Linked DNA regions of Homo sapiens: regions 2 and 3 are each linked to region 1. Evidence: read pairs that join two places in POLR2A ChIA-PET (ENCODE). Cell type or tissue: B cell. All regions are shown on one strand. Each heading gives the region's core, and the rest is flanking DNA. Links, peaks and the distances in the headings are about the cores only.

Evidence for each region. Peaks named below come from ENCODE experiments on the same cell type or tissue, not always from the same donor. Only the 100,000 strongest peaks of a DNase experiment are listed, where the experiment ranks them.
Region 2: POLR2A ChIA-PET joins it to region 1 with 5 read pairs; 4 of 35 experiments call an interaction of 5 or more read pairs at or near these places.
Region 3: POLR2A ChIA-PET joins it to region 1 with 7 read pairs; 4 of 35 experiments call an interaction of 5 or more read pairs at or near these places.

Annotation. Positions count from the first base shown.
Region 1 is chr19:49,529,815-49,540,075 of GRCh38, forward strand. RCN3 (reticulocalbin 3) reads left to right here. Exons shown (of 7, transcript NM_020650.3): 3 at 4,379-4,581; 4 at 7,219-7,391; 5 at 9,305-9,365. Among named protein-coding and RNA genes, the nearest start is that of RCN3, 6.9 kb to the left of the region's middle. RefSeq lists a silencer at 4,126-4,415. In B cell, for the core only: no CTCF peak of the experiment used is centred there; a DNase peak (open chromatin) is centred at 8,257; H3K4me3 peaks cover 845 bases; H3K27ac peaks cover 1,433 bases.
Region 2 is chr19:49,426,597-49,436,857 of GRCh38, forward strand. SLC17A7 (solute carrier family 17 member 7) reads right to left here. Exons shown (of 12, transcript NM_020309.4): 2 at 9,953-10,205; 3 at 8,572-8,690; 4 at 8,172-8,286; 5 at 8,006-8,093; 6 at 7,364-7,450; 7 at 7,130-7,272; 8 at 6,215-6,364; 9 at 5,923-6,055; 10 at 4,742-4,852; 11 at 4,419-4,546; 12 at 2,805-4,216. The coding sequence ends at 3,923. GFY (golgi associated olfactory signaling regulator) reads left to right here. Exons shown (of 4, transcript NM_001195256.2): 2 at 1-1,017; 3 at 1,350-1,523; 4 at 2,023-2,391. The coding sequence ends at 2,222. Among named protein-coding and RNA genes, the nearest start is that of GFY, 6.3 kb to the left of the region's middle. RefSeq lists a silencer at 4,616-4,910 and enhancers at 5,436-6,008, 6,009-6,580. In B cell, for the core only: a CTCF peak has its summit at 4,394 (motif pointing left); DNase peaks (open chromatin) are centred at 4,345, 5,045, 6,035, 6,265 and 1 weaker place; H3K27me3 peaks cover 5,000 bases.
Region 3 is chr19:49,838,186-49,848,446 of GRCh38, forward strand. It overlaps PTOV1-AS1 (PTOV1 antisense RNA 1), which reads right to left. Exons shown (of 4, transcript NR_040037.1): 2 at 8,538-8,568; 3 at 6,131-6,707; 4 at 460-1,891. It also overlaps a transcript of MED25 not described here. Among named protein-coding and RNA genes, the nearest start is that of PTOV1, 7.8 kb to the right of the region's middle. In B cell, for the core only: no CTCF peak of the experiment used is centred there; DNase peaks (open chromatin) are centred at 5,316 and 6,150; H3K4me3 peaks cover 1,922 bases; H3K27ac peaks cover 3,217 bases.

The sequences.
Region 1 (10,261 bases), core at 5,262-10,261:
GGTGCGATCTCGGCTCACTGCAACCTCCACCTCCTGGGCTCAAGCAATTGTCCTGTCTCAGCCTCCCAAGTAGCTGGGATTACAGGCGCTAGCCACCACGCCCAGCTAATTTTGTATTTTTATTTTTTATTTTTATTTTTGTTGTTGTTGTTTTTGAGATGGAGTCTCGCTCTGTCACCCAGGCTGGAGTGCAGTGACGTGATCTCGGCTCAGTGGAACCTCCGCCTCCCGGGTTCAACCAGTTGTTCTGCCTCGTACTCCCTAGTAGCTAGAGTCCTAGCTACAAGTGAACGCTACAAGTCCTAGCTACAAGTGAACGCCTCCACATCCAGCAAAGTTTTTTTTCTTTCCTTTTTTTTTTTTGGAGACAGAGTGAGACTCTGTCTCCCGGGCTAGAGTGCAGTGGCGTGATCTCAGCTCATGCAACCTCTGCCTCCCAGGTTCAAGCAATTCTCCTGCCTCAGCCTTCCGAGTAGCTGGGACTATGGGTGCACGCCCACACGCCCAGCTAATTTTTTTTTTTTTTTTTGTATTTTAGTAGAGATGGGGTTTCACTGTGTTGCCCAGGCTGGTCTCGAGCTCCTGAGCTCAGGCAATCCGCCCGCCTTGGCCTCCCAAAGTGCTGGAATTAATGCGTGAGCCACAGCACCCAGCCCAGGCCCAGGTAATTTTTCTTTTTTTTCTTTTTTTTTTTTTTTTGAGACGGAGTTTTGCTCTTGTTGCCCAGGCTGGAGTGCAGTGGCGCAATCTCGGCTCACCACAACCTCCGCCTCCTGGGTTCAAGTGATTCTCCTGCCTCAGCCTTCCGAGTAGCTGGGATTACAGGCATGCACCACCATGCCCGGCTAATTTTGTATTTTTAGTAGAGATGGGGTTTCTCCATGTTGGTCAGGCTGGTATCGACCTCCTGACCTCAGGTGATCTGCCCACCTCGGCCTCCCGAAGTGCTGGGATTATAGGCATGAGCCACCGCACCCGGCTGGAGCTGCAATTTTAAACAGGGAACTTGGACAAGGCCTCCATGAGAAGGTGGTATGTGGTATTTGAGCCATGTGGGTATCGGAGTGAATAGCATTCCAGGCAGACAGAACAGTTAAGTGCAAAGGCCCTGAGGCAGGAGTGGGCTTGGAGTGTCAGAGCAACAGTTCTGAGGCCCGTGTGGCTGGAACTCAGTGAGAAAGGGGAGAGAGTGGGAGGTGAGGGCAGAGAAGGAGCAAAGGGGTTCAGCATGGTGGTTCATGTGTGTGATCCCAGCACTTTGGGAGGCCAAGGCTGGGGGATCACTTGAGCCCAGGAGTTCAAGACCAGCCTGGGCAACATAGTGATACCCCGCCTCTACAAAACAAATACAAAAATTAGCCCAGCATGGTGGCGTGCTCCTGTAGTCCCAGATACTAGGGAGGCTGAGGAGGGAGGATCACTTGGGCCTGGGAGGTCAAGGCTGCAGTGAGCCAAAATCATGCCGCTGCACTCCAGCCTAAGCAACAGAGCAAGACTTTGTCTCAAAAAGAGAGAGGGCCAGGTGCAGTGGCTCACGCCTGCAATCCCAGCACTTTGGGAGTCCAAAGCGGGCGGATTGCCTGAGACCATGCAAAGGGGGTCAGATCATGCAATGCAAAGCCTTTTAGGCCACGATGAAGATTTAGGCTTTTCTCCAATTGAGAGTAGAACTGAGGGAGGGCATGAGCTGACTTAGGTTTTGAGAGAATCCTGCTGGCTGCGAGGTGGGGAACAGACTGTAGGGAGCAAGAAGCAGGGAGCCCAGTGAGGAAGCGACTGCGATAGTCCAGGTGGAAGACAAGACAAGATGGTGGTCAGATCAGGGTGGAGACAGTGGCAGTGGTCCCCAGGACTGCTGGCTGGGAGATTGTGCTTGGATGGGCATGCATGAAGGAGAAATGGAGGAAGAAGGGCAGTGACAGGTTAGCACATTTAGCTTAGCACTAATGGCAATGCCAGGCATTGTCCTAAGTGCTTTATTATTGTTATTATTATTATTATTTTGAGACGCAGTCTCGCTCTGTCTCCCAGTCTGGAGTGCAGTGGCGTGATCTCGGCTCACTGCAAGCTCCACCTCCCGGGTTCATGCCATTCTCCTGCCTCAGCCTCCCGAGTAGCTGGGACTACAGGCGCCCACCACCACGCCCAGCTAATTTTTTTGTATTTTTAGTAGAGACGGGGTTTCGCCGTGTTAGCCAGGATGGTCTAGATCTGCTGACCTCGTGATCCACCCACCTCGGCCTCCCAAAGCACTGGGATTACAGGCGTGAGCCATGGCGCCTGGCCTTTTTTTTTTTTTTTTTTTTTTTGAGACAGAGTCTCACTCTGTCATCCAGGCTGGAGTGCAACGGCGCGATCTCGGCTCACTGCAAGCTGCGCCTCCCAGGTTCACGCCATTCTCCTGCCTCAGCCTCCCGAGTAGCTGGGACTACAGGCACCTGCCACCACGCCCGGCTAATTTTTTGTATTTTTAGTAGAGACGGGGTTTCACCATGTTAGCCAGGATGGTCTCGATCTCCTGACCTTGTGATCCGCCCTCCTCGGCCTCCAAAGTGTTTTTTGTTTGTTTGTTTGTTTTTGAGACAAGGTCTTACTCTGTTGCCCAGGCTGGAGTGCAGTGGCACGATCTCGGCTCACTGCAACCTACGCCTCCTGGGTTCAAGCAATTCTCCTGCCTCAGCCTCCCGAGTAGTGGATATTACAGGCATCCACCACTGTGCCCGGCTACTTTTTGTATTTTTAGTAGAGACGGTTTCACCATGTTGGCCAGGCTGGTCTGGAACTCCTCACCTCAGGTGATCTGCCCACTTCGGCCTCCCAAAGTGCTGGGATTACAGGCGTGAGCCACCGTGCCCGGCCTATTATTGTTATTATTATTTGAGACGGAGTCTCGCTCTGTTGCCCAGGCTGGAGTGCAGTGGTACTATCTCGGCTCACTGCAACCTCCACCTCCCAGATTCAACCAATTCTCCCGCGTCAGCCTCCAGAGTAGCTGGGATTTCAGGTGCGTGCCACCATGCCCTGCTAATTTTTGTATTTTTAGTAGAGACAAGGTTTCACCATGTGGACCAGGCTGGTCTGGAACGTCTGATCTCAAGTGATTCGCCTGTCTTGGCTTCCCAAAGTGCTGGGATTACAGGCGTGAGCCACCGCGCCTGTCCTGTCCTAAGTGCTTTACATGGCCTAACTCATTTATTCCCCACAACCGCCCTTTTGGGGTAGGTACCGTTTTTTCTTCCTCCGTTTTACAGAGGGGTAACTGAGACACAGAGAGGTTAAGTCACTTGCCCACAGTCACACAGCCAGTAAGAGGAAGTGGCTGGATTTGGACCTAAAATGTCTGGCTGTGGAGCCCAAGCGCTTAACAACACCAGGAACCTCAGAGAAGGGTGTGATTCCGGGGACAGAGTGGGGCCCTAGACAGACTGGAGCAGAGACCGCCTGGTGCGGGAGGTGGGGCGGTGACTCAGGCAGGCCTGGAGAGGGCTCTGCTGTCTCGGATTTTCGACTTTAGGGAGGGGGCCGCGGGGGCCTAGGGACGGTGACAGGGAGGAGGGCTCCAGGTAGTCTCTGTTAATTAGAGATTGGGAGAGGACCGGCCTGGCAAGGCGTCACCAAGGGAGAGGAGAGGGGCCCGAGAGCTGATAGGCGTGGCCCAAGAGAAGGGGAGAGATGGAACCTAAAGTGGCTTGACATGCGACAGGGAGGGGCACAGGAGCCCGGAGGAGCATGGGGAGGGGCAGAGGGAGACTGAGCCCCCGGGGTTGCGGGTGATGGTCCTCAGGCAGTGCCTGATTCAGCCGGGAGCAGGCAGGGGAAAGCCACGGGGCTCAGCACAGGGCAGGGCTGGAGGGAGAGGAGCCTGAAATTGACACGCGCAGCCTGGTAAGGGGGAGGGGCATGGGGCGGGTCGGGGCCTGAGACAGCGGGGGATCGGGGGTGTGGCCGTGGCTGTCTGGGTTCAGAGTCAATCTTGCAACAGGGCCCCCTTGGCAAGGGTCACAGTGCGACGCCGCGCTCCCCTTCACCACCCCAGCTCGGCCCAGCGAGAGGTGCAGCACGTGCAGGCCGAGGGCGGGGCCGGCGCGGAGAGGGTGGCCCTGCATCGTAGTAGGTCCCTCCCCCGCAGTGCTCCCAGCAGGCCCGCTCGTTCTGGAGAAGGGCGTGACTCGACCTGGGGGTGGACCCTAGGCTGAGGGGTAGGGTCCTCCGGTGGGCTTGGTCCCGAAATTGACCCGCGCCCCTCCCCAGTTAGCCCGCGGACCGTGGACTGTATTTTCAGCCCCGGATCCGAAGTGTCCCAGGGGGCGTGGCCCGTGCGAGGGGCGGGGCCTGGGGGCGGGACCAGAGCCTGACGTGTGCCCGCCCCGGCTTCTAGGCGGATCGTGGACCGCATGGACCGCGCGGGGGACGGCGACGGCTGGGTGTCGCTGGCCGAGCTTCGCGCGTGGATCGCGCACACGCAGCAGCGGCACATACGGGACTCGGTGAGCGCGGCCTGGGACACGTACGACACGGACCGCGACGGGCGTGTGGGTTGGGAGGAGCTGCGCAACGCCACCTATGGCCACTACGCGCCCGGTACGCGGCGAGCCCCCGACCCTGCTCCCCATACACCGTGACCCTGACCTTCTGGACCGCCTCATTCTGAGAACCCTGAACCCATTTACCCGGAGTCCCTGGCCCCTAACCAGGCTCTACCCACTTTTAGGAGCCCATAACTGTGAGATCTTCAGTTTCTCACCTCTGGCTTCTCTTTTTTGTTTTTCGTCTGCTTATTTTTCTGGTATTTAGCTGCATGCTAAAAACGATCTTTTTTTCAAACATGAAGTCACAATTAGGTGCTAAAAGCCACTGAACGCACCCAAACAGGGACTTGAAACCTGGGCCCTCAAATTAAAAGTCCAATGCTCTACCAACTAAGCTACCCAGGTTCCCTTCAGGGCTTTCATTCTGGGACTCACCACCTCTGTGACAATATGACTAGGGTACTTGAGATCCCTGGCCAAGGACACCTACTTTCCATGCCTTGTCATCCTGACCCCTAACTTCTGTGACCTCTCATCCTGAGAACCCCAAAGCCAGTTACTCAGCCCCTGACTCTCAGATCCCTCCTTTCTGTCCCAAGTCCCAGCCTCAGTGCCCCACACCCTGCCACACACACAGCCCTCATTCTCTCCCTCCTCTCCTCTCTGTCCCTGGCCCCAGCCTCCCCGTCCAGTCTGTCCTCCACAGGGCTCCGGGGGCGGGGTTCTTCATGCCCAGCACTGACTCTGCCCCTCCCTCCCCCTCCTGGGCCCCCAGGAGACGGTCCCACTCCCCAGCCGGGACGTTTCCTCCTGTGGCTTTGTTTTTCTGCATTTTCTGCACCAAATGGATTTTCTGTGGTTTTCCTGAACTCACCACACTCTTCAAACCTCTACCTTCTGCCCATATTGTTCCCTCCAGTTACAATGCCCGTCCCCTCCTCTCAGTCAAGCCATCTCAGTCCCTGTAAGCTACCCCATCACAGCCTTAGTCTGGGGCCAAAAGGCCCACTGTCAACTCATAGTGGGCCATTCCTGTCTCCACACGCTTGGATCAGTTATTTCTTCTCTCTGAGAATCAATTTTTGCATTCAGAAAGTAGAATACATGGAAAAACCCACTGTATGTGCTTTTTTGTGATGATTAAATGCAATATTGTGCATAAAGAGCTTAGCATATAATCTCTCACAAGTTAGCTAATTTATTGGGTGGATATAATATGTTACATAGCCTGGGTGCCATGGCTCACGCCTGTAATCCCAGCACTTTGGGAGGCCGAGGTGGGTGGATCACGTGAGATCAGAAGTTAGAGACCAGCCTGGCCAATGTGGCAAAACCCCGTCTTACCACAAAAAAATACTTAGCTGGGCGTGATGGTGTGCACCTGTGATCACAGCTACTCTGGAGGGTGAGGCAAGAGAATCACTTGAACCCAGGAGGCAGAAGTTGCAGTGAGCCGAGATCACATCACTGCACTCTGGCCTTGGCGACAGAGTGAGACTCTGTCTCAAAAAAAAAAAAATATATATATATATAGATAGATAGATAGATAGATAGATATAGATATACACACACATACTAATAATATGTTATATAACATATTATATACTTAAATATATATACAAATTATATATAAAGTATCAATATATGCTTTTTTTTTTTTGTGAGGGAGTTTTGCTCTTGTTGCCCAGGCTGGAGTGCAGTGGCGTGGTCTCGGCTCACTGCAACCTCCGCCTCCCGGGTTCAAGCGATTTTCCTGCCTCAGCCTCCCAAGTAGCTGGGATTACAGGCATGCGCCACCACGCCTGGCTAATTTTGTATTTTTAGTAGAGATGGGGTTTCTCCATGTTGGTCAGGCTGGTCTCGAACTCCCAACCTCAGGTGATCTGCCCACCTCGGCCTCCCAAAGTGCTGTGATTACAGGTTTGAGCCACCGCACCCGGCCTACTTTTTTTTTTTTTTTTTTTTTTTTGAGATGGAATGGAGTTTCACTCTTGTTGGCCAGGCTGCAGTGCAATGGCAAGGTCTCGGCTTACTACAACCTCATCCTCCTGGGTTCAAGCAATTCTCCTGCCTCAGCCTCACGAGTAGCTAGGACTACAGGCGCCCACCACCATGCCAGGCAAATTTTTGTATTTTTAGTAGAGAAGGAGTTTCACCATGTTGACCAGGCTGGTCTCGAACTCCTGACCTCAGGCGATCCACCCACCTCGGCCTCCCAAAGTGCTGGGATTACAGGTGTGAGCCACTGTGCCAGGCTTCTAAAATTTTTTTTTTTTTTTTTTTGAGACATAGCCTCCCTCTGTCGCCCAGGCTGGAAAGCAGTGGTGCAGTCTCAGCTCACGGCAACCTCCGCTTCCTGGGTTCAATCGACTCTTGTGCCTCAGACTCCCGAGTAGCTGGGATTACAGGCGTGCCCCACCATGCCCGGCTAAGTATTTTTTTGGTAGAGATGGGGTTTCGCCATGTTGGCCAGGCTGGTCTCAAACTCCTGACCTCAAGTGATCTGCCAGCTTCAGCCTCCCAAAGTGCTGCTATTACAGGCGTGAGCCACTGCATCCAGCCTACTGATATATACTTATTAACTCCACAGAAATCTTTGTACCCCAGTAGGATTTACTTTGTCTTTGTTTTAACCTGCTTGGCGTTTCCTCCATTAAAGCTCATCTCACTGAGACCTGTCCTTCCCCAGGTGAAGAATTTCATGACGTGGAGGATGCAGAGACCTACAAAAAGATGCTGGCTCGGGACGAGCGGCGTTTCCGGGTGGCCGACCAGGATGGGGACTCGATGGCCACTCGAGAGGAGCTGACAGCCTTCCTGCACCCCGAGGAGTTCCCTCACATGCGGGACATCGTGATTGCTGTGAGTGGCGGCTGGGGAACCCTGTCCCCCACACCCTTCCGGGGACCCAGGCTTCCGGTTCAGGTCCTGCTTCCCAGCACCGACCTGGGGGCAGGCAGTCACCTGGTTCTCCAGCATCTTGCCGGGGAAGCCAGGCCGCAAACACAGGTCAGAGGACGGTGACCTTTCCCACCTCCACTCTCAGTCCCCTGGGGTCTGATCTCTCCTCGTCTGGCCTTCCCCTCCCTGTGCTCGCATTTGGGGTCCAGGCCCCCAGCCTTCCCTCAGACAGCCACTGTGCCCCACCTTATACAATTTCTTTTCTTTCTTTTTTTTTTTTGAGACATAGTCTCCCTCGGTTGCCCAGGCTGGAAAGCAGTGGTGCGATCTCAGCTCACTGCAACCTCCGCCTCCCGGGTTCAAGCAATTCTCCTGCCTCAGCGTCCCGAGTAGCTGGGATTACAGGGGCGCACCACCACACCTGGCTAATTTTTAGTAGAGACAGGGTTTCTTCATGTTGGTTAGGCTGGTCTCAAACTTTTGACCTCAGGTGATCCGCCCGCCTCAGCCTCCCAAAGTGCTAGGATTATAGGCATGAGCCACCGTGCCCGGCCAATTTTTAATTTTTTTTTCTAGTAGAGATGGGATTTCACCATGTTGGCCAGGCTGGTCTTGAACTCCGGACCTCAGGTGATCTGCCCACCTTGGCCTCCCAAAGTGCTGGGATTACAGGCATGAGCCACCGTGCCTGGCCCCAAAATGTGCTTTGTTCTATAGAAGAAGGCTTTTTTTTTCTTTCCTTCCTCTTTTTTTTTTTTAGTTTTTGAGACAGGGCCTAACTCTGTTACCCAGACCGGAGGGCAGTGGCTCAATCTCAGCTCACTGCAACCTCAAACTCTTGGGCTCAAGTAATCCTCCCACCTCCGCCTTCTGAGAAGCTGAGGCCACCAGGCACAAGCCACCATGTCTGGCTAATGTTTTTTTTTTTTTTTTTTTCAGACGGAGTCTCGCTCTGTCGCCCATGCTGGAGTGCAGTGATGCGATCTCGGCTCACTGCAAGCTCTGCCTCCCGGGTTCACTCCATTCTTCTGCCTCAGCCTCCCGAGTGGCTGGGACTACAGGCGCATGCCGCCATGCCCGGCTAATTTTTTTTTTTTTTTTTTTAGTAGAGACGGGGTTTCACTGTGTTAGCCAGGATGGTCTCGATCTCCTGACCTCGTGATCCACCCACCTCGGCCTTCCAAAGTGCTGGGATTACAGTTGTGAGCCACCACGCCCGGCCATGCCTGGCTAATTTTTAAATTTTGTGTAGAGACAGGGTCTCGCCATGTTGCCCAGGCTAGTCTCAAAATCCTGGGCTCAATCGATCCTCCCGCCTCGGCCTCCCAAAGTGCTGGGATTACAGGTGTGAGCCACCGTGCCCAGCCCACAGTCTTATAGTGAATGAGTTTGGATATAAATTGGGGAACAAAAGTCGTTTTGCTCCAGAAGGGCACAAAAACAAGGAGCGGAGGTGTCCAGTGTGTCAGAAGAAGCCCCAAAGTGCACCATGTTCACACATAAAGCAGAGGTAGGTTCTAGGCTCTGCTAAACATAAAGGAGCTTCTCCCCTTGGAGGGTGTTTGCTGGGGCTTGAGCAAGTTATTAGGGACCCAGGACAGCTCCCCTTGTGAGCAACAAACCTGTGCACTGCTGGACATTAGGGCCTCTGGGCTCTGGCCCCGTAAATGCAGGTGGTGCCTGTTTGATGATAACATCCCAGAAAGCCCGCAAATTTCCCACATGCCACCTGTTGAGACTGCTCTACTGCCTGCCTCCCACAGCTGCCCGGAGCTAAATTTCCAAGAGAACCTCTCACTCTTACCCCAGGGGTCCAGCCTCCCCCAGGAGCCAGGGTCATCGGCCCCCAGCCTCAATGCCCCTTTCTCCTCCAGGAAACCCTGGAGGACCTGGACAGAAACAAAGATGGCTATGTCCAGGTGGAGGAGTACATCGGTGAGTGGGCCCCAATTTCTTCTTGGGATGCCTGTCCTCTCTCAGGCATGGGCAGGGTTGGTGGGGGTAGCCGGAGGTACATCACCCATCATCAGAGAACAGTGGCCCTCAGACATGGGGGCAGGGGCACTCACTGCTTGAGTTCATTTAGCCACCCAACATTTATTGAGCACCTACTCTATACCAGACACAAAAAGCATCTATTGAGCACCTGCTGTGTGTCACGCCCAGGATACACTTACTGAGCACCTACTGCATATGGGTGGTTGCGCCTACAGCAGACAATAACACAGACAAATCCCTTCTTGGGGGTCTGGAGTTTCTACAAAATCAAGGCTCAGGGGCTATGTTTAGTTGAGAATGGGGGTCAGGAAGCTGGTCTTGAACCTGCGCCTGCACAGCAAACACTGTTTCCTGTTACATGGGATGTTGGGGGATCCTCACAATACCCCCTGAGTTCTGAGTTCTCCCTGGGCCCCTGCCACTGTCCCTGCCCCTAGCGGGCAAAAAATTTAGTCAAGGAGAACGCTAACAAGGAATTTTTTTTTTTTTTTTTTTTTTTTGAGACAGTTTTTTTCTGTTGCTCAGGCTGGAGCGCGGTGGCGTGGTATCGGCTCTCTGCAACCTCCGCCTCCCGGGCTCAAGAGATTCTTCTGCCTCAGCCTCCTGAGTAGCTGGGATTACTGGTGCCTGCCACCACGCCTGGCTAATTTTTGTATTTTTAGTGGAGATGGGATTTCACCATGTTGGCCAGGCTGGTCTAGAACTCCCAACCTCAGGTGATCTGCTCATCTTGGCCTCCCAAAGTGGTGGGATTACAGGCGTGAGCAACCACGCCCGGCCAGGAATTTTTTTTTAAGTTTGAAAACATTGTTTATTCTTTTATTTTTTTCTGA
Region 2 (10,261 bases), core at 2,765-7,764, 110 kb before region 1:
GCCTTAACCCAGAATTTCCTGGGACTCCTTACCCTGAGCCTTCCAAGCTACCTCATACGGTTTCCCTGGAAACCTTCCCACTTGACTTCACTGAGCCCCTCAACCCTGACCTCCGAGAAACCCCGCACCCAGAGTCTCCTGAGACCCCCAAAGCTGACTCACTCACAACCTCAATATCAGAATCCCTGGACATGCCCAAAACTAACCTCTCCAAAATGGCACACCCAGAGTCTTCTGAGACCCCCACACCTGGCCCAACTGAAATGCCACACCCAGGATCCCCTGAGACCCCCAAACCTAACTTCTCCAAAACTTCACGCCCAGAATTTCCTGAGACCCCAAACACTGACCTTATGCAAACTACACCCCAAGAATCCCCAGAGATTCTGCAGCTTAATGCCACTGAAGTCTCACAGGCAGAACTCCCCGAGACCTCAAACACTAACCCTACCAAGACCCCTGACCCCAAATCCCCAGAAAAGCATGACCTCAACTCCACTGAGACCCCAAACTCTGAATTTCTCCAAGCTCTCCATCCTGACCCTTCTAAAACCCCCCACCCAGAATCCCATGTGACCCACAATCCCAGCCCCACCGAAATTTCCCAAACAGAATTCCCCACAACCTACTACCAAAATGCAACAGATGTACCCAGGACCTCCGACCCTCAAATCTCCACTAGTCTCTACCCAGAAACACCTGTGCCCTTCAAGGATGACGCCACTGCTCTAAATGAGCTGTCCCTGAATCCCAAACCAGGAACACCTGCAGCCATCCAGCCCGACTCCCCAAAATTGCCCACTTCAGATTCTCCAGGAATGGTTGAGCTGAAGGCCCCCCAGAACTCTGGCCCTAAGGAGTCCAACGTCCCTCCTCCCTCAGCCCGGATTGCAGGTCCCCCTGCTCTTCCAGGGCGCCCCAGTCAGTTGGCCCCTGCCACTCTGCGGGCACCCCAGAGGCACAGCCGAGGTGAGGGAGTCAACACCATCATCGTGGTGGAGCGAGTGAAGGAGACCGGTGAGGGGCAGGAGCCGGACTCCTGAGTCTGAGGGAGGGGCTGGGGGCCTGGACTCCTGGGTCCGAGGGAGGAGGGGCTGGGGGCCTGGACTCCTGGGTGCGAGGGAGGAGGGGCTGGGGGCCTGGACTCCTGGGTCCGAGGGAGGAGGGGCTGGGGGCCTGGACTCCTGGGTGCGAGGGAGGACCGGCTGGGGTCTGGACTCCTGGGTCTGAGGGAGAAGGGTTTGGGAACAGGAATTCCTGGATCTGAGGGAGGAGGGGCTAGGAGCTTGGACCCCTGGGTCTGAGAGAGGAGGGGGTTAGGAGCTTAGATTGCTGGTATCCCCCTTCAGGCGTGACTCTGGTGGGGCGACCACGTGGCGCAGCAGGCGGGGCCCTCTGCCTGTTCTTCGCGGGGACCGCGCTGCTGATCGGCATCTTTGTGCTGCTGTGGTGTCTTTACCGCCGGGCAGCTAGACAGCGGCCCTTCGCACATCACCGGCTTCCGGACGACGGAGATGAACCGGGTGAGCGCCCTGCCCCTTGAATGCCTGCACTTTTCCATAACCTGGTCTCTCCCGGCACTACAGGGCGCCAGCCAAAAAAGCACAGGTCCCCCACCCAAGGTCAATGAAAGCCCTGGCTCTTCCATGGCAACGTCCAGCCCCCTAAATGTCTGCAATTTCACCCAAGAGTCCAGTGCCGCTCCCAATGCGGTTGGAAACGGCTTCAGGCCCAGAGCCGGCCGTCCCCGCCAGCCCCGCCCCTGCCCCTCCAGGTACGCGGCCCGGAGCCCTGTACTTCCCGCCCTCCACTGCAGGCCCCGCCGCTGCTGATCGGACGCCACGCCTCCTGGTTTCTGCAGCGGCCCCCACCCTTTTTATTGAAAACTCAGTTCAAATGCAGAATCGGAATCCTCTCTCCGGCCTCCTGATCGGTCGGCCGCACAAAAGCGGCCCTGGAGATGATCTGGAAGGGGGCCTGGAGGGTCAGCCCAGAGATGACCACGCCCCTTTGCACCCACAGTTCTGCATTTGGACGCCCCGAAAGACCCCTACGACCTCTACTTTTATGCTCCGGATACCTGGGTCCCTTCCCACATCGCCACCAAGCAGCCCCCGCCCACACCTCCTCTGCCACCAAAGCTGCCCCCGCCGCCCCGCGGGGGTCGCCCGCAGCGTCTGGAGGCCCTGTCCCCCGCCACGCTCCCCAACAACTTCGTGTGAGCCCCACCGAGTTCTGCCGGACCTGCACATCCCCACAGTGAAGGAAAACCCTGCGCTTCTGGTATGCTTAGCTAGAGTAGTGCCCCGGATAAAGGGTCTAATATACAGAGATGCTTGCGCTGTGATCAGAGAACAAGGTCTGAGACCGAATAAATATCATGTTCCCATGGCTAGACCCCTCCTCTGGCCTGAGCCCTGGGGTGGGAGGGGCTGGAGTCTGAGACCGCTGAAACTTGGGGAGGAGAGGCTGGGGTCTGGACCCCTGGGTCTGAGGGAGGAGGGGCTGGGGCCTGGACTCCTGGTCTGAGGGAGGAGGGACGGGGGTCTGGACTCCTGGGTCTGAGGGAGGAGGGGCTGGGGCCTGGACTCCTGGGTCCGGGAGAGGAGGGGCTGGGGCCTGGACTCCTGGGTCCGGGAGAGGAGGGGCTGGGGGCCTGAAACCCTGGGTCTGAGGGAGGAGGGGCTGGGGCCTGGATCCCTGGAACTGAGGAAGGAGGAGCTAGGGGCCTGAACTCCTCGGTCTGAGGGAGGACGGGGCTGGGGACCAGGATGCCTGTGACCTCCACAGCCAAGAACAACTGAGCCTATACACCAAAGCTTTTATTGGGAGTGGGGCAGGGCAGGATTTACAGTCACAGAGACAGAGACACAAAGACACAACCCTGCACTGGGAAAAAACACCCCTGGCTCCTGCCCCATTCCCTTTCATGGGATTCTGTGACTTCTCTATAGGTTCCCCAAATTCTAAGCTGAAAGAGGGGTGTCTGAGAGGGGAAGGATCCCAGATTTTGAGTCATTAAGCCCCTGAGGGACACAACAAATGGCCACTGAGAAACAGGGTAGTTCGAAACCACCCAGGAGAATAAAGTGCGAGGAATTGGGGAGGGGGCATCATGAAACCACCATGGGGGAGTTCAATGGTGGTAGCTTCAAACCTTTGAGTTCATGGACTGGAGCAGCCACTATTTAGACCTGAAAACCATGTCAGAAAAAGTGCACGGGGGTAGAGAGGCATATTGTTAAAATTGCGATTTTGGTTGTTTCCCCAGACATTATGCTAAGCTAGGGAGAAGAGGGTCTTGAGAAATTTGGTGCTTTCGCAGAATCTGCTGGTAGGGGAGATGTGAAGTGGGCACGGAATCGGGGACTTGAAACCGCCATTTTCCATCAGAAACGCTGGTGAGAATCAATCCCTGGAATGGCGGGGACGAGTAATTGGTTAAACCAATCTGGAAGATGCAGAACAGAGTTGGGAGAGATTTGAAACTTCTAGAGGAGGACCTTGAATTTTTCTGAAAGGAGATGGGAGCTGAGTGATCTCAAAGGTTAGCCTGAGAGTCCCTGGAGATAAAGGAAAGCGGGGGGTGTGGGTGCCTCAAAACCACAAGAGAGAGTAAGAGGTCGAACTGTCCATTCAAATAAAGCCCTGAAAGGAGAGATTTGAAACCACTGAGGCAGAACGGGTGGAGAGGGAACCTTTAGGGGAATTTGGGTATCCTTGAAACTGTCAGTCTGCAGCTTCACTACCCCTGAGAGGCAATTGGGAAGGAAAGAGGATTTGACAGCACTGGGAACAAGGGAGAGTGCTTCTTAGGCCTGAGGCAGGACAGAGAGGAGCAGGGTTCCTTGACACTGTCACTCAGGCCAGAGATGAGTGGAATGGAGGTCCTGGAAACTGCCATTCAGTGGGAGGCACATGGTCAGTAGTCCCGGACAGGGGGTGGGGGCCTGGGGGGCTGAAATGTGCTGTGTGTGGCCCCATAGGAGGGCGGGGGTGCAGGGGGTGCCCCCGGGGGCTCAGCCTCATCCTCCATTTCGCTGTCGTCACTGCCAGCCAGCTGGTCATGGCCAACGAAGCCACACTTCTCCTCGCTCATCTCCTCAGGCTCTGCCCACGGCTGCTTCTCTCCAGAAGCAAAGACCCCGTAGAAGATGACACCTCCATAGTGCACCAGGGAGGCAATTAGGAACACGTACTGCCACTCCTCCCGAGTCTGCAGGGGACAATAGGGCTGAGGTCAAATGGGAGGACAGAGAAACAGAGGCGGAGAGAGGGGGAGGCCTAGAGGAAGGGAGGCAGAGACCCAGGGAGGCTGAAAAGGCAGGGATGGCACCCCAGAGACAGTGCCACCACGTGGTCAGTTAGGTACGAAGCACACACTTGGAGGCAGACTGAGTCAGGACTGCGGCACCCACCTTGTGCTTAGTCATGGCCCCCACGATGATGGGGCACACCATGCCCGACAGTGTGCCCACGCCGTTGGAGATGCCCATGAGGATGCTGGCGTAGCGCGGGGCTATGTCCAGGTGGTTCACGTTGAACCCTGGCGGAGAGACAAGTCGGAAGGCGTCACACCGGAATCTCACTCGAGTGATTCCCACTGGGACGTTCTCAACCCTCTCCCCTCCCCGCCACTCATGTTCCACCTTTTGTGAGGCTGAGAGGCCCCGTTCCTGAGCCAGGAAGTTCCCTACAGAGCTGACCAGAGTCCCCCAAGCTGCGGATCCGCGGTTCTCACCAGAGATGGCGAAGCCGCTGAAGCCCACGGCTAGGACCAGGAAGGAGATGGCCACGCCCTTGGAGTGCGAGTAGCCGACCACCAACAGCAGCGTGGCTTCCATGCCGAAGCCTACGGGGGCGGGGGGGGCCCGCGTCTCCTGAGTGTCGGCCGGAGCAAGGCGCAGGCTGCCCCACACCGCCCTTCCAGACCTGCTCCAGCCCCAAACCGCGTCTATCCACCCCAGTCTGGCCACCTCCACGCCCAGGCCTCTTCGCGCCCTCCACGCCACCCGCACCCACCCTAACCAGGCCCCTACTTCTCCAAGACCCAGCCCTGACCACGCCCACCAGCTCCATCGCCCCTCCCGTAGCTCCACCCCTTGACTAGGCCACTCCCCGAACACGCAGGATCCCTGCTGTGCACGCTCACACCTTCCCCTCAATCCCCACTCATGAGTTTTTGGTTTTTTTTTTTTTTAATTTTTGATTTTTTATTTTTTTTAAGAGACAAAGTCTCACGACGTTGCCCAGGCTGGTCTCAAACTCCTGAGCTCAAGTGATCCACCGGCCTTCGCCTCCGAAAGTGCTGGGATAACAGGGGTTAGCCACCATGCCCTGCCTGTTTTTTAATTTTTAATTGTAATTTTAATTTTTCTAGAAACAAAGTCTCGCTCTGTCGCCCAGGCTGGAGTGCTGCGGCGCGATCATAGCTCACTGCGGCCTCGCAGTTCTGGGCTCCAGCGATCCTCCCTTCTCAGCCTCCCAAGTAGATGGGACCACAGGCGCGCGCCACCACGCCTAGCAAATCTCACTTGTTAGACAGCAGGCCCCCTAGGACCCTGTCTCTCCAGGTGCCTTGCTCTTAGCGCCTCTTCATCACCTAGTTCATGTCCTACCACACCCAACTTTGTGCAGGTCTTGTCCCTCCAGGCCCAACTCGGTCTTCTCTCTGCTCCACCCGGGAAGTCTCGCCCACCCTGCCCTTCCGCGCGGTGGCCCCTTGGACGGCCGCGTGACAGTCCCTTTCATCCAGGCCTGCCCTGCCCCGGCTCCACCCTGTTGGCCACGGCCCTTTGCATAGAAAGGGACTCCTGGGGCAGGCTGGATGGTTTCCGCCTGTAACCACTCCCCATCACCTCTCAATCCGGCTCTGCTCCACCCAGGCTGTCCTAGAGCCGGCCCAGGCCCCGCCCCACTCACCTCCGCAGTTCATCAACTTGCGCACGTTGGTGGTGGACATGATGCGGCGGCTCCGCAGGAAGTCCGCGATCTGGCCGCCGATGGGCACGATGATGGTCATGACCAGGTGGGGCAGCGCGGACACCAGGCCTACCTGCGGGAACAGGTGTACAGGGACACTAGGGTTCGGGGCCGCCGGCTCGGCGTCTCTGCCCGGTCCGTGCACCACCGGCTCCTCCCTGCCTCGGGATCGCCGCCAGTTCCCTCCCGCCGACCCCTCCGCGCCCCCCTGCCCTCTCCTCCTGGGCTCTACCTTGCTGATCTCGAAGCCGAACACTTCTTCGAAGTAGGCGGGCTGGGAGATGAGCAGCAGGTAGAACGTCCAGCTGCGGCAGAAGTTGGCCACGATGATGGCATAGACTGGCATAGACGTGAAGAAGCGCCGCCAGGGAGTGCTAAACTTCTGTGGGGGCGAGGGGAGGGCCGCTAAGACGGGGAGCGGGGCTGAGGGCTTCTCCGCGTCCCTTCAGGGACCACAGTGTAGTTCTGCAGAAACCAAAGGATCCCGACCGCACTGAAACTTCTATGGACCCAAAGGCGCGGGCTACACCATGTTGCCGTGGGGACCCAGGGATCCTAGCCTCAAGGTGACACTTGAGTGATGAAGGGGTCCTGGCCCTATGGTAGCCTCTCAGGTCCGCAGGTGTCCGGGCCCCTCAGGGACCTGTCTTTTTCTTTTTTTCTTTTTATTTTTACTTTTTGTATTTTGTATTTTGAGTAGAGACGGGGGTTTCGCCATGTTGCCCAAGCTGGTCTGGAACTCCTGGGCTCAAGCGATCCTGCAGCCTCCACCCCCAAAGTGTTGGGATTGCAGGCGGAAGCCACTGAGCCTGCCCTAGGAGTCTCTTTTTATCAAAAATGCTCCCAAAATACAGCCTCAACTCAAGGTCTAAGCAAAACCCCCACATTCTAATCCCTTCTCTGCTGGCTTTAACTATGCCCTGTCAGTGGTTCTAATCCTGCTCAACTCCCGACCTAACCCTGCCCCCAGCACCTGAGAATCTCGTCCTCCGCGGGTTGCAACCCGCCTCCTAGGTTCTAGCCCCTCTCTTTGCGTTCCAGTCCCGTCTCCTCTAGAGTCTGCAGGAACCGTCCCTGATCTACACGCTGTGCAGGTTCGTGGCTTGCTATCTCTCCCCGCCCCTTCCCCGAAGATTTGGTCCCGGACCGTGAGGGGGTTCATGAGTTTCGCGCTCTCTCCGATGGCGTCCTCGATGTACTTGCGCTCCTCCTCCGAGATGCTGGGGTGCAGCGCGGGGGACTCGTAGGAGACGAGCAGCCAGAACAGGTACCAGAAGATCCCGAAGCTGCCTGGGGGGGTCAGGAGGGGGATGGGAGCGAGGTGAGGACCGGCCCCGCTCCGCCCCAGCGCCACCCGGAACCAGGCATCCGGGTCCCTCACCGTAGACGTAGAAAACAGAGCTCCATCCTGAGTACTGCACAAGGACCCCGGCGAGGGGCATCGCGACCACCGCCCCAGCATAGGAACCTAAGGGGGAGGATGCGGGGGAGAGAACAGGCCCATCTTCCCTCAGATCAAGGAGTGCGGACCCCCACCGCTTCCCCCTTTCCAGACACTGAATTACAGGCCACAGCCCCTCCTCCCTTAGACCCAGGAATCCAGGCCTAGCCCCTCCTCGCTCGGACCCAGGAATCCAGGCCCCCAGCTCCTCCTCCCCCAGACCCAGGAGTCCAGGCCCCCAGCTCCTCCTCCCTCAGACCCAGGAGTCCAGGCCCAACCCCTCCTCTCTCAGACACAGGAGTGCAGGCCCCCAGCTCCTCCTCTCAGACCCAGGAGTGCGGGCCTCCAGTCCCTCCTCCCTCAGACCCAAGAGTCCAGGCCCCCAGCCCCTCCTCTCTCAGACCCAGGAGTCCAGCCCCAGCCCCTCTTCCCTCAGACCTGGGAGTCCAGGTCCAGAGTCTCCTCCTCCTCCCTCAGACACAGGAGTTCAGCCCCCCCAGCCCCTCCCCGCTCAGACCCAACAGTCCAGGCCCCAACCCCTCCTCCCTCAGATTCAGGAGTGAGGATCCCTCTTCCTCTCACCACAAAAGGCTGTCGTCGCCAGGCGACTCCGTTCTAAGGGTGGGGCCCATTTGCTCCAGATCCCATGGCAGGCGGGGTATGTGACCCCCTAAAGAGGAGAAAACCAAGGTCACTGAGAAGAGGCAGGGTCCGAGCGAGGGCAGGGTCATATCAGGCGGGGATTTACCTCTACCAACCCCTGCAGGATCCTCACGAAGATGACACAGCCATAGTGGACGCGGGCAGCTGAGGGGATCAGCATGTTTAGAGTGGATGTTGCCACAATAGCAAAGCCGAAAACTCTGATGGGAAGGGTCAGAGAAAAGAATCCAAGCTATCCAGCCATGCCCGGGATTCTGCCTTTCCCGCCCACAGCAAGCTAGGCCCAGTGGTCCCCGGGACCCCAGGTCCCACCACCTCTCTGACTTACACCTTCCTCAATCGCAAGCCCCACCTTTCTCTAAGACCCACCCCCAAATCCAGGCTTCTCCCATTTACCAGAGCCAGCCCGCAAATTCAAGACCACGCCCTCTAACTCCACCCACACAACTGTAGTTACCGCCCACTTTGAGACCCCACCACTGTACCTGTTGGCTGCAAATTTTTGACAGATAAATCCTCCTGGAATCTGAGTGACAATGTAGCCCCAGAAAAAGGAGCCGTGTATGAGGCCGACAGTCTCTGGATCCCAGCTGAACTGGGCTTTCTGCGGGCCAAAATGTACATTAAATCAGCCGCCCTGTCCAGGCTCTGCCGCTCCACCAATCAGCACCCACAGACTTAGCGTCTCGACCTATCAGCAACGAGGAACCCCTCCCACCTCCAAAAGCCTGCCAATCAAAGCTCACACTATCTTTCTGTCAATTAAAGTCTACAAACTCCGCTCTTCCACGTTGCTAGGGCCTATGCTGCCTTAACAACAGAGTCCATCACCACCTAGACGCCTTGCTTTGCCTGCTTCCTTGCCTCCATGAAAGCCTAGGGGCCCATGTATGATGATGACTCTCTCCACTTATATCCAGCTTATGAGCGTTTGCGGAGTGACCTGCACAGGGTCCAGGCGGGGACACGAAGCAGCCAAGGGGGCGGACCAGATTGGAAGGGAGCAAGGGGAGGAACTTCAGGTAGGACAAAGGCACAAATCAGGACTCTTTTCTGATGCAGGGGCAAGGCCTATGCTGAAATTAAAATAGGAGAAAGGACAGGGCACGGTGGCTCACGCCTGTACTCCCAGGACTGGGAGGCCAAGGCAGGAGGATCGCTTGAGCCCAGGAGTCCGAGACCAGCCTGGGCAACATAGTGAGACCTTGTCTCTACAAAGATAAAAATAAAAATGTTAGCTGGGTATGCCGGCGCACGCCTGTAGTCCCAGCTGCTCAGAAGGCTGAGGCAGGAGAGTCACTTGAGCCCAGGAGTTCGAGGCTGCAGTGATGGTGCCACTGCACTCCAGCTTGGGCGACAGAGCAATGGCCCCACTGCACCGTAGCCTGGGAGACCCTGTGGGTCTTTAGATAAGGGACACAACACATGCAGTGGGACGTAGGCAGTGGCAGGGTTTCAAAAAAGGATCACATTCAGGGAGGAACCTGAGATGGGACTGAGATTAAATAGATGTGACCCGGGGACATGAGCTTGGGGTACAGGCGTGAGCAAAATTGCTAGTAGGTCCAAAATGGGGCAGGGGCAACCCCTAGGGAACCTGATGTTGGGGCGGACTCTACATTTTTCAATCAAGCCCCTGGAAATAAGGGCGGGACTTCATTTAGATCAGGACGGGGCTTAGGAAACGGAGGCGGCCCCTAAGGCGAGGTCAGAACTAAGGGGCGCACGGATTGGGCGGAGCTATTCCGACAGCGTTTCGGAAGGGGCGTGGCCTGGACGTCTGGTGGGTGAGTGTGACGTCATGGGGGCGTAGGCGGAGCTCGGTGAGCGGGGCGGGGCTCTGCAAGGGCTCAGGCCTTGAGCTACCTGCACCACCACGTGGCCCCCGCGGTGGGTCGTGCTGTTATTGACCATGGAGACGATGGCCACGCCCAGGTTGCAGCGGATGCCAAAGCTGATGCAGAAGCCCAGACCACTCATGATGGCGATAATGTAGCGGCGAGGGAGGCCGAAGCAGGTGCAGTCCACCACCGGCGGGTCCCGGGTCTGCGTGGTCACCGGGCGCCCATCCGCACTCAGCTCCAGCGTCTCCGCGCCTTCCTGCCGCTTCTCCAGAAGGCTGCGGGACAGCAAGAGCCAGAGACTCGGAAGTCCAGGCCCCCAGCCCCCTCACCC
Region 3 (10,261 bases), core at 2,472-7,471, 310 kb after region 1:
TCTGGTGGCCTATGGGCCATCGTGCGGATGAGTTTTGTTTGGCCTTCCCTGTGTTAGCATATGTGGCATTTTTTTCTTACGAGTTAGTTGTAAAAATCAGGTTAATTCACACACACACACGCACACACACAAAATCTGCAGTCTTGGCTTCTTTTGACAAGTCAGAAGAATTGGCACCCCTGGGCCCGCCCTTCTGCCTGGCAACAATGGGCTGGAGCTGCCCCTCTCCATGGGGCGTGTGCTTTCTGGTTCGCCACAGTCCCCACCACTCCCTCTTGGCTTCCCTGTGAGGCAGAGAGTCACTGCCTTTGTCACGGGGTTTGCACTGTGGTTGTTCTGTGGTAGCATTCAGAGGAAAGTGAAATCTTTCTTGTACCCATGTCTCTATCACAAGCGGCAAAACGAAAGAGAGAAGGAGAGGGCCGTGTGTTTCGAGAAAAATGGGAGCGAGCCTATTTCTTTGTGGAAGTGAAGAGCATGCCTATGTGTTTAATATGCAAACAAATCGTGTCTGTGTTGAAAGAATACAACCTGAAACGCCACTATGAATCAAAGCATAGTAAGAGCTACGACCAGTACACAGAACAGACTCGAGATGCCATCCTCAACGAACTGAAAAAGGGACTCAAATGTCAATAGGGTTTGTTTTGAAAAGCGAATTAACAGAAGTGGCGCGGCAGTGGTACGCCGTTCCGGAATCACGTGAGAAGAATGACCTGGGCATTCAGAGCTACAGCAGATGGCAAGTTTATAAAGGAGCAGAGTGACGTGTCCTGCACAGAAACACATGACTGTTGAGACCGTTATTTAAGTCTAACGGGCATTTGCGTTGCACAGTGAGTTGGAGATAACTCGGGGGATTTACAAGTCCAGTTGCTTGAAAGAGTCAAATTGATTGTGGCCTTTTCTTTCGCTGCTCATAAACTATTACCACCCAGTTAGCTTTATTTATTTGTGGTGTTAAGAATCTTGATGTGACCGAAGAAGTCTGTGGCATGGTGCCAAGGCAGGCCCAACACTGGGAAAGGACTAATTTTTTTTGTATATTGAGAGAAAAGTTTCACATAGACTGGCCAGAGTTCCGAAGCACAACTACAGACAGCGTCATGACAGGGGGACTTGGCAGGACACCTTGATCCAAGGCGACAGCATTTGGCAAGGACACGGAAGTTGGGTCGTTGCATCCATCATCAGGAGTTGACTTGTTCTGAGCAACTGAACAGAACACACCGCGATGCTCTCGACACTTCCGCTCCTGGACTTCAGTCACGAGTGAGTTGATGGTGACTTGACCTGAGAGATTTCACAGAAGCTCTGTGACTTGGTTGTGGAAGAAATCTGAACTGTTCAAGTTAACCAACTTGGTTCATTTTAAATCAGGCAAAAGCCACAGTGGGTTCCCCTGAGAAGGTTAGTCAAAGACTTCTGGTCAAGGTTATGACCGTTCTGAACACTGAATATTTCTCCGCAAGGATGTCCACAAACAGCTACTTGAATGTATGATGGTGTATGCTTGGTCCTGGGGAATCCACCGGCAAGGAAAAAAAACCTTTACTCTTTCCTGTGCTGCAGTCGGCTTTCAGAAATGAAAGAGGTGGCCCGGACTGTATTCACCTACGTCCTGGGGTTGAAGACCAAATTCCCCCAAAGGCTCTCGGAATCCAGACTCATGAGAAGGAACAGACATTGTCCAGTTTGCCTTTGTTGGCAGATGTTTCTTGTGTGAATGCAGACCATAAATAGTAATTGAACTACAGTGCAATACGGCGCTGGTTCCTAAATACAAGTCTGTGTGAAGATGGTGAGATTCTACAACTATCTCCAGTAGTTGTCCTGAATATCTGTGTTTGGGAGTACCCACGCTTGTGAACAGCTGTTTTCCGTTACGAACCTGAATCAAATTAAACATCGTTCCCAGTTGAAGGATTCAAGGCTGAATTCTAAACTGCCCGTCCCCACCGTGCCACCCGAGGCCTGACACTGACATCTCGGTGTGGAAGGGAAGACGCCAGCCTTTTGGCTTCAACTCAAAGGCGCAAAAAGAATTATGAAAGAGAAAATTTTAATAATTAAATATTTCTATTTTTCAATTTGTATTTTTTCAATTTTGAATTTAAAAATATAAACTCCAGTAACATCCATGTTTGTATTATGTTCCATGCATTCACCATAGTTGAGTAAAGATCCGATTTGATGATATTTCTGGCCGTCGACTTTTCTTATACCTGGCTAGTTCACTCATTTATGTGACCCGCCTGGCCCCTGTAGGCATGTGAGTTTCCGATCCCTGCCCTGGAACTGTTGGATCCAGTGGGGGGAGGGCGGGGGTCTGGGAGTCGTGTGAGCAAGCTCTCTAGGCGATCCTCAGGAATGTGAGTGTGGAGCAGGAGGCACTGGTGACAGCGAAGAAGTGCAAGTGGGTGATTTCCCAGGCAGCCTGTGTAGCAGGGGTTTTTGAAAACTCAGATGGCTTCAGGGACCAGGCAGGTGATGAAAATGTGTGAAGCGGACGGGTGTAAGACAACAGGGAATGATGGGGACTGTGGCGAACTTGGAGAGTGCTTGCCCCGCCTAATGGCATTCAAATTGAAAACAAAAACACTGTGAGGACCAAACAAAATCTGCCTGTGGGTCTAATGAGGCCGCCAGGCCGCCATTTTGCGACTGGAAGAAGGAGAAGACTCGAGAACAAGGACAGAACCCTGAGAAAGAGCCACGCGTAAGGGTTGGGCAGGGAGCCAGAAGACAGGAGAACCAGGCAAGTGTGGCGTTCTGGAAGCTGAGTGTTTGAGGAGGGAGCAATCGACTCTGTCAGAAGCCGCTGAGAGGAGCAGGAAGCAGCCTTCAGTGTTTCCACCAGGGTGGCCATGTCCCCCGGCAAGGGAAACGCAGGTTTGGATCAGAAACAAATTGGTTAAAAGGAAAGGTTTCCAGTCGCCAGTTTGGCCATCTCATGCCAGTGGCGCCCTCTTGACCTTAACACTCAAATTAGAGGAACCAGAGGGACTGTCGTGGCCTAATCACACGGTTTACAGGAGTGAACCGGGGCTTGCTTATTAATAGTAGCAGACCTGTTAGGGGTGAAAGAAAATGCCCACCCACCAGCTCCAAAGAGGAATTAGGAGAAAAAGGACACCTCAAAAGGGGTGTTAAGAATGTATTTGTTTCAAGGTACGCAAAACACTAACATATTTTCTCACCATCTTGGCATTTAAAAAAAAATTAACTTTTAAAATGTATTAAGTTACACACACTAGAACAGTTTCCTAAAATGAAAGGCCACTGAAATGTGTGGAATAAAAAGGAGGCCCAGGCTGGGCGCGGTGGCTCACGCCTGTAATCCCAGCACTTTGGGAGGCTGAGGCGGGCGGATCACCTGAGGTTGGGAGTTGGAGACTAGCCTGACCAATATGGTGAAACTCTGTCTTTACTAAAAATACAAAATTAGCTGGCCATGGTGGCACATGCCTGTAATCCCAGCTACTTGGGAGGCTGAGGCAGGAGAATCACTTGAACTCGGGAGGCAAAGGTTGCAGTGAGCCGAGATTGCGCCATTACACTCCATCCTGGGCAATAAGAGCAAACCTCCATCTCAAAAAAAAAAAAACCCACAAAAAAAAAACCAAAAAGGAGGCCCAAGGAATGAGGCCAGATCTAGGCACATGGGACTCACCTCCCCATTTCATAGGTCAGGTGACGATAAGGCCTAAGAACTTCACATGCCCCTTAGAACCAGCCAACACCAACAGAGCAAATCTTTTGGGAAAGTTTTTCCCTGAATACAAGGTTCTCCTAAGGCAAGAAATAGTGAAAACCCTAGAACAGCAGGGTTTAATCCCAAGATTCTGCGCTGATTAGCTCTGTGACCTCGGGCAGGTCCCTGCATGTCTCTGAGCCTCACTTTCTCCATATGTCAAATAGTGACTACCCCAGAGGATTCTCATAAGGAATACAAGATCTGGCCCAGCTCAGTCCTGGACACAGGAGAGCTGCTGGTAGCCACTGTTGTCATCTTTTGGCTGAAATGCACTCTAAGAAGGTAAAAGGTGGGCAAAACTGCTTCTAGAAATGCATGCCAAGCTGGACCTCACGCCTGTGATCCCAGCACTTTGGGAAGCCGAGGTAGGAGAATCGCTTTGAGGCCAGGGTTTCAGGACCAGCCTGGCCAATAAGGTGAGACCCCATCTCTATTTAAAAAATGCATCCTGACTGGGCGTGGTGGCTCACGCCTGTAATCCCAGCACTTTGCGAGGCCGAGGCGGGCAGATCACTTGAGGCTGGGAGTTTGAGATTAGCCTGGCCAACACGGTGAAAGCCTGTCTCTAGTAAAAATACAAAACTTAGTTGTGGTTACGCACACCTGTAATCCCAGTTACTTGGGAGGCTGAGGCATAAGAATCGCTTGAACCCCGGAGGTGGAAGTTGCAGTGAGCCAAGATCGTGCCACCGCACTCTAGTCTGGGTGACAGAGCAAGACTCTGTCTCAAAAAAAAAAAGCATCCTAACTTACAAAAATCACTTGTGTCCAGAAAGGTTATAATTGAGTGAGTGACTTGTTGGAAACATTTTCTTTTTGACCAGTTTGCTTTTGAATCATGCATCATGACTGGAGGCAAGACTGGGGATTCATGAAAATTCTTGCAAAGGAGCAGGTGGTAGGACGTAATTGGAAAAAAGTGATTGTTGAGGCAAAAATGCTAAAACACCAACATATTAATAGTTGGAAACCTGTTCGGGGTGAAAGAAAATGCCCACCCACCTCCAAAGGATTATGAGAAAAAGGACACCTTCTCAAAAGGGGTGTTAAGAATATATTTGTTTCAAGGTACACAAAACACTAACATGTATTTTCTTACCATCTTGGCATTTAAAAAAAATTAACTTTTAAAATATATTGAGTTACACACACTACAACAGTTTCCCAAAATGAAAGGGCGCTGAAATGTGTGGAATAAAAAGTGGAAGTACCACCAGGCATGGTGGCTCACGCCTGTAATCCCAGCACTTTGGAAGGCCAAGGCGGGCAGATCACCTGAGGTCAGGAGTTCGAGACCAGCCTGGCCAACAGGGTGAAACCCCATCTCTACTAAAAATACAAAAATTAGCCAGCATGGTGGCATGTGCCTGTGATCCCAGCTACCCAGAAGGCTGAGGCACGAGAATCACTAGAACCCAGGAGGCAGAGGCTGCAGTGAGCAGAGATTGTGCCACTGACTCCAGCCTGGGAGACAGACCAAGACTCTGTCTCAAAAACAACAACAAAAAGTGGAACTACCCTATCACACCTCACTCTCGCCTCTCCTGCCCAAACACACACCCTGAGCAAACCACTTACCTCCCTAGAGGCTGATGTACCAGTTCTGCATTTGGGTTTACATGCATGCGGTTGTGGATATATTTATAGTTTAATTTTTTTGTATAAGTGAGTCAATTTCTTTGTTCTTTAGCTTGCTTTTTTTTTTCTTCCAACCAAAGTAATGGCCATTATTTATTTATTTATTTATAGACAGAGTCTCACTCCGTTGCCCAGGCTGGAGTGCAGTGGCGTGATCTCAGCTCGCTGCAACCTCTGCCTCCCAGGTTCAAGCTATTCTCAGCCTCCCAAGTAGCTGGGATTACAGGCAGGAGCCACCATGCCTGGCTAATTTTTCGGGTTTTTTTTTTTTTTTTTTTTTTGAGACGGAGTCTCACTCTGTTGCCCAGGCTGGAATGCAGTGGCGCAGTCTCGACTCACTGCAACCTCCACTTCCCAGGTTCAAGCGATTCTCCTGCGTCACCCTTCCGAGTAGCTGGGATTACAGGCGCCCACCACCATGCCCAGCTGATTTTTGTATTTTTAGTAGAGATGGGGTTTCACCATGTTGGCCAGGCTGGTTTCAAACTCCTGACCTCAGGTGATCTGCCCACCTCAGCCTCCCAAAATGCTGGGATTACAGGTGTGAGCCACCGACCTGGCCTGCCTGCACTGTTAATTACCTGTTCCTCTATGTCCCCACTTCTCATGGTGGCCTCAGGTAGTGCACTAAATGGACGCATTTCAGTTCCACGAGCCATCCTGCCTATAAGTTATCTGTTGTGTAACAAACCCCACCACCGAGTGGCTTAAAACAAGAAGCATTTATTGCCTCACCGTTGCTGGGGGTCAAGAATCCAGGCTTGGCTGAGCTGCTGGCTCCCAGGCTCTCGGGGTTGCGGTCGAGCTGGTGGCTGGGGCTGTGCAGTCATCGGAAGGCTCCGTGAGGAGGGCCCACTTCCAGCCCACTCACATGCCTGTTGGCAGGATTCAGTTCCTCACAGGTGATGGGGCCGAGAGCCTCAGTTCCTAGCTGTTGGCTGGAGGTCTCCCTTGTTTTCTCGCCGTTGCAGGCCTCTTCACAGGGCACCTTGCAGTTGCAATGTGGCATCCAGCTTCTCTAGAAATATGAGAAGGGCTGGGTGCGGTGGCTCATGCCTGTAATCCCAGCACTTTTGGGAGGTCAAGGCGGGTGGATCACCTGAGGTCAGGAGTTTGAGACCAGCCTGGCCAACATGGTGAAACCCTGTCTCTACTAAAAATACAAAATATTAGCTGGGCGTGGTGGCAGGCATCTGGGAAATCCCAGCTACTCGGAATGCTGAGGCAGGAGAATCGCTTGAACCCAGGAGGTGGAGGTTGCAGTGAGCCAAGAACACACCATTGCACACCAGTCTGGGCTGCAAGAGTGAAACTGTCTCAAAAAAAAAGAAAAACAGAAATGAGAGAGGACGCCCAAGGTGGAAGCTGCAGTCTTTTGTAACCCAATCTTGGAAGTGATATCTTGTCACTCTTGCTATATTCTGTACATTACAACAAGTTGCTAGGTTCTGCCCACACTCAAGCTGAGAGGACAGTGCAGACAGGAGGTGAGGGTCATGGGGGCTGTCTTTCAGGGTGCCCACCACACTGCACCCTGCCAGTTGAGGGCCTGTCCAGTTTTTCTTTTATTTCTTCTTTTTTTTTTTGAGATGGAGTCTCGCTCTATTGCCCAGGCTGGAGTGCACTGGTGTGATCTCAGCTCACTGCAGCCTCCGCCTCCCGAGTAGCTGGGATTACAGGCACATACCACCACACCCAGCTAATATTTGTATTTTTAGTAGAGATGGGATTTTGCCATGTTGCCCAGGTTGGTCTCGAACTCCTGACCTCAAGTGATCCACCCACCTCGGGCTCCCAAAGTGCTGGGATTACAGGCGTGAGCCACCACGCCCGGCCAGTTTTTCACTATTATCAGACATGCTGGAGAGGATGAATGTGTATTTTTTTAACCCACTTGTGCAGGCATTCCTATGGGATGCATTCCCAGCAGCAGAATTTCAAAACTAAGTATGCCAACTTTATTTACATGACCCAAAAAATGTTGTATTCATGTTTCGCATATACGAGAAACCTTCCTATGGTTCACACTTGGAGGGGCTCCAGAAACCAACCAATGCAGTCTCTCTCAGCTCCCTCTAGAGATCAGTTACCAATTGCTTAAGTGTCTTTTCAGAGAGACGTATAAGCAGGTACAAGCAAATAGAGAAACTGATTGATTTTCTGGCTTTTCTATCCAGTGGCAATCTCCTTTATTCTATCATTTTTTTGTTTGTTTTTCAATCTAACAACATATCTTGAAGTTTGGACAAAAAGCCTTCATTTTATTTATTTTTAAAAATAGCCCAGGGGGCTGGGCACAGTGGCTCCTGCCTGTAATCTCAAACCCAGGACGCTGGGTTTGGGGATAGGGCAGATGTATGTCTTTTACAATCTGGGAACACTCAGCATGGTCTGTGCTGGAGGGCAGATGGTGGCAGAGAGGCTGAGAAGCGCGGCAGTGACGAGGGTAAGACGGTCCCAAGCCCGAGGGGCTTGGCCCCTTGTTTATTCCACAAAGTGGAGGCCAACACCTACTGAGATTAAGAACCTGGGCCCTGTCCCTGTCCCGTGTCTCCGCAGCCTGTGACGTCAGGCTTTTGCTTCCAGATCCTTGGTTTCCCCATCTGTGGAGTGGGGATTAAAAGATTGTTGAACTCATGGCCTGCTGTGTGAGAATTCAGTGAGTTCAGACATGAAGTTCTTGAGAAATATTAACTACTATTATTGCCAGGGGTCTCACTCTGTCAACCCTGGAGTGCAGTGGCATGACCTTGGTTCACTGCAGCCTCTGCCTAGAGGGGTCAAGCAGTCTTCCCACCTCCACTTGTCGAGTAGCTGGGACTACAGACACGCACCACCATGCCCAGCTAATTTTTGTATTTTTTGTAGAGACAGAGTTTTACTCTGTTGCTCAGGCTGGTCTCGAACTCCTGGCCTCAAGTAATTCTCCTACCTCAGCCTCCAGAGTAGCTGGGACTAGAGACATGTAACACCACGCCTGGCTAGTTTTATAGTTGTAGAGATGGGGTCTTGCTATGTTGCCCAGGCTGGTCTCAAACTCCTGGGCTCAAGCAATGCTCCAACCTCAGCCTCCCAAAGTGTTGAAACTACAGGTGTGAGCCTCTGCGTCTGGACACACACGATGATGACAAAGTTGAAATACCTAGAGTTTGCAAAGCATGTATCAGGCAGACCTTTAAAAAAAAAATCAGCCATAAACTATTTTGTAATTGCAAAGAAAGAAAAGAAAAATCCAAGCCAGAGATGATCTTACTCCCATTTCTTAGCATAAAGCATTTTATTATCTTTTTTATTTGTTTGTTTTGAGACGGAGTCTCACACTGTTACCTGGGCTGGAGTGCAGTGGCACAATCTCAGCTCAATGCAACCTCCGCCTCCTGGGTTCAAGTGATTCTCCTGCCTCAGCTTCCCAAGTAGCTGGGATTACAGGCACCCACTACCATGCCCAGCTAATTTTTTGTATTTTTAGTACAGACATGGTTTCACCATGTTGGCCAGGCTGGTCTTGAACTCCTGACCTCATGATTTGCCCGCCTCAGCCTCCCAAAGTGCTGGGATTACAGGTGTGAGCCACCGCACCCAGCCTATTAGCATTTTTTGAGACAGAATGTCGCTCTGTCGCCCAGATTGGAGTGCAGCTCACTGCAACCTCCGCCTCCCCGGGTTTAAGCAATTCTCCTGCTTGAATTGGAGGATCAATCAGGAGACTGTATTTGTATTCCTGAGTAGCTGGGATTGCAGGCGCCTGCCACCACGTCTGGCTAATTTTTGTATTTTTAGTAGAGATGGGGTTTCACCAGGTTGGCCAGGCTGGTCTCCTGACAACAGGTGATCCACCTGCCTCAGCCTCCCAAAGTGCTAGGATTACAGGCATGAGCCACCGTGCCCGGCCAGTATAAAACACTTTGTCCATGTTGTCATTGTGTCCTAGCCTATGTCATCCAACCTATATGTACTGCCAGTTTGTTCTTCTAGGAAACTCAGACTTGGTAGTTGATTGGTTTAACAAATGTTGGTTAAACTGGGATTATTTGGGAAAAAAAAATTGTGTATATCAGGAAAGGCCAGATTACCCCCAGATTGCAGTGGCTTGAAACAGCCAAGGTGGATTTTGTCACTCGTGCTGTATTGAGTGTCAGCTTGGAGCCCGTGCGGACAGATCATGAAGGTTGCCAATGGACATAGTAAAGGCAGAGGGGTCTGGTCTTCCATTAGCAATTATGTGCTCTTGCTGAATTCACATGTGTCACTTCTGCTCATATCTCATTGGCCAGATGTAATCACATGGCCTCACACCTTACTGGCCAAAATTAATCACATGGCCGCACTCAAGCTAAATGGGGTCAAATGCTGGCCAAGTGTGGAGCTAGAAATATATGGCAAATAGCACTAACGGCCATCTTAACACTTTAAACATCTTATTTTAACCAAGAACATTTAAACAGACATCTCTTGTACGTAGGACCAAGACCCTTTCTTTCAGTATTGGTCTCCTAGTTAGCACACGACATTACATTCTTGTTTTTGAGACAGGGTCTCACTTTGTCACTTGGACTGAAGTGCAGTGGTGTGAACACGGCTCACTACAGCCTCAATCTCCTGGACTCAAGAGATCCTCCCACCTCAGCCTCCTGAGTAGCTGGGACCACAGGTGCATGCCACCATGCCTAGAAAATTATTGTTGTTTTTGTAGAGGTGGGAGTCTCACTGTGTTGCCCAGGCTGGTCTCGAGCTCCTGGGCTCAAGCAATCTTCCCACCTCAGCCTCCCAATGTGTTGGGATTACGGGCATGAGCCACTGCGCCCAGTAGAACATCACATTCTTGTATAAGCTCCACCCACAAACCACAATGAGTCATTTTTTTAA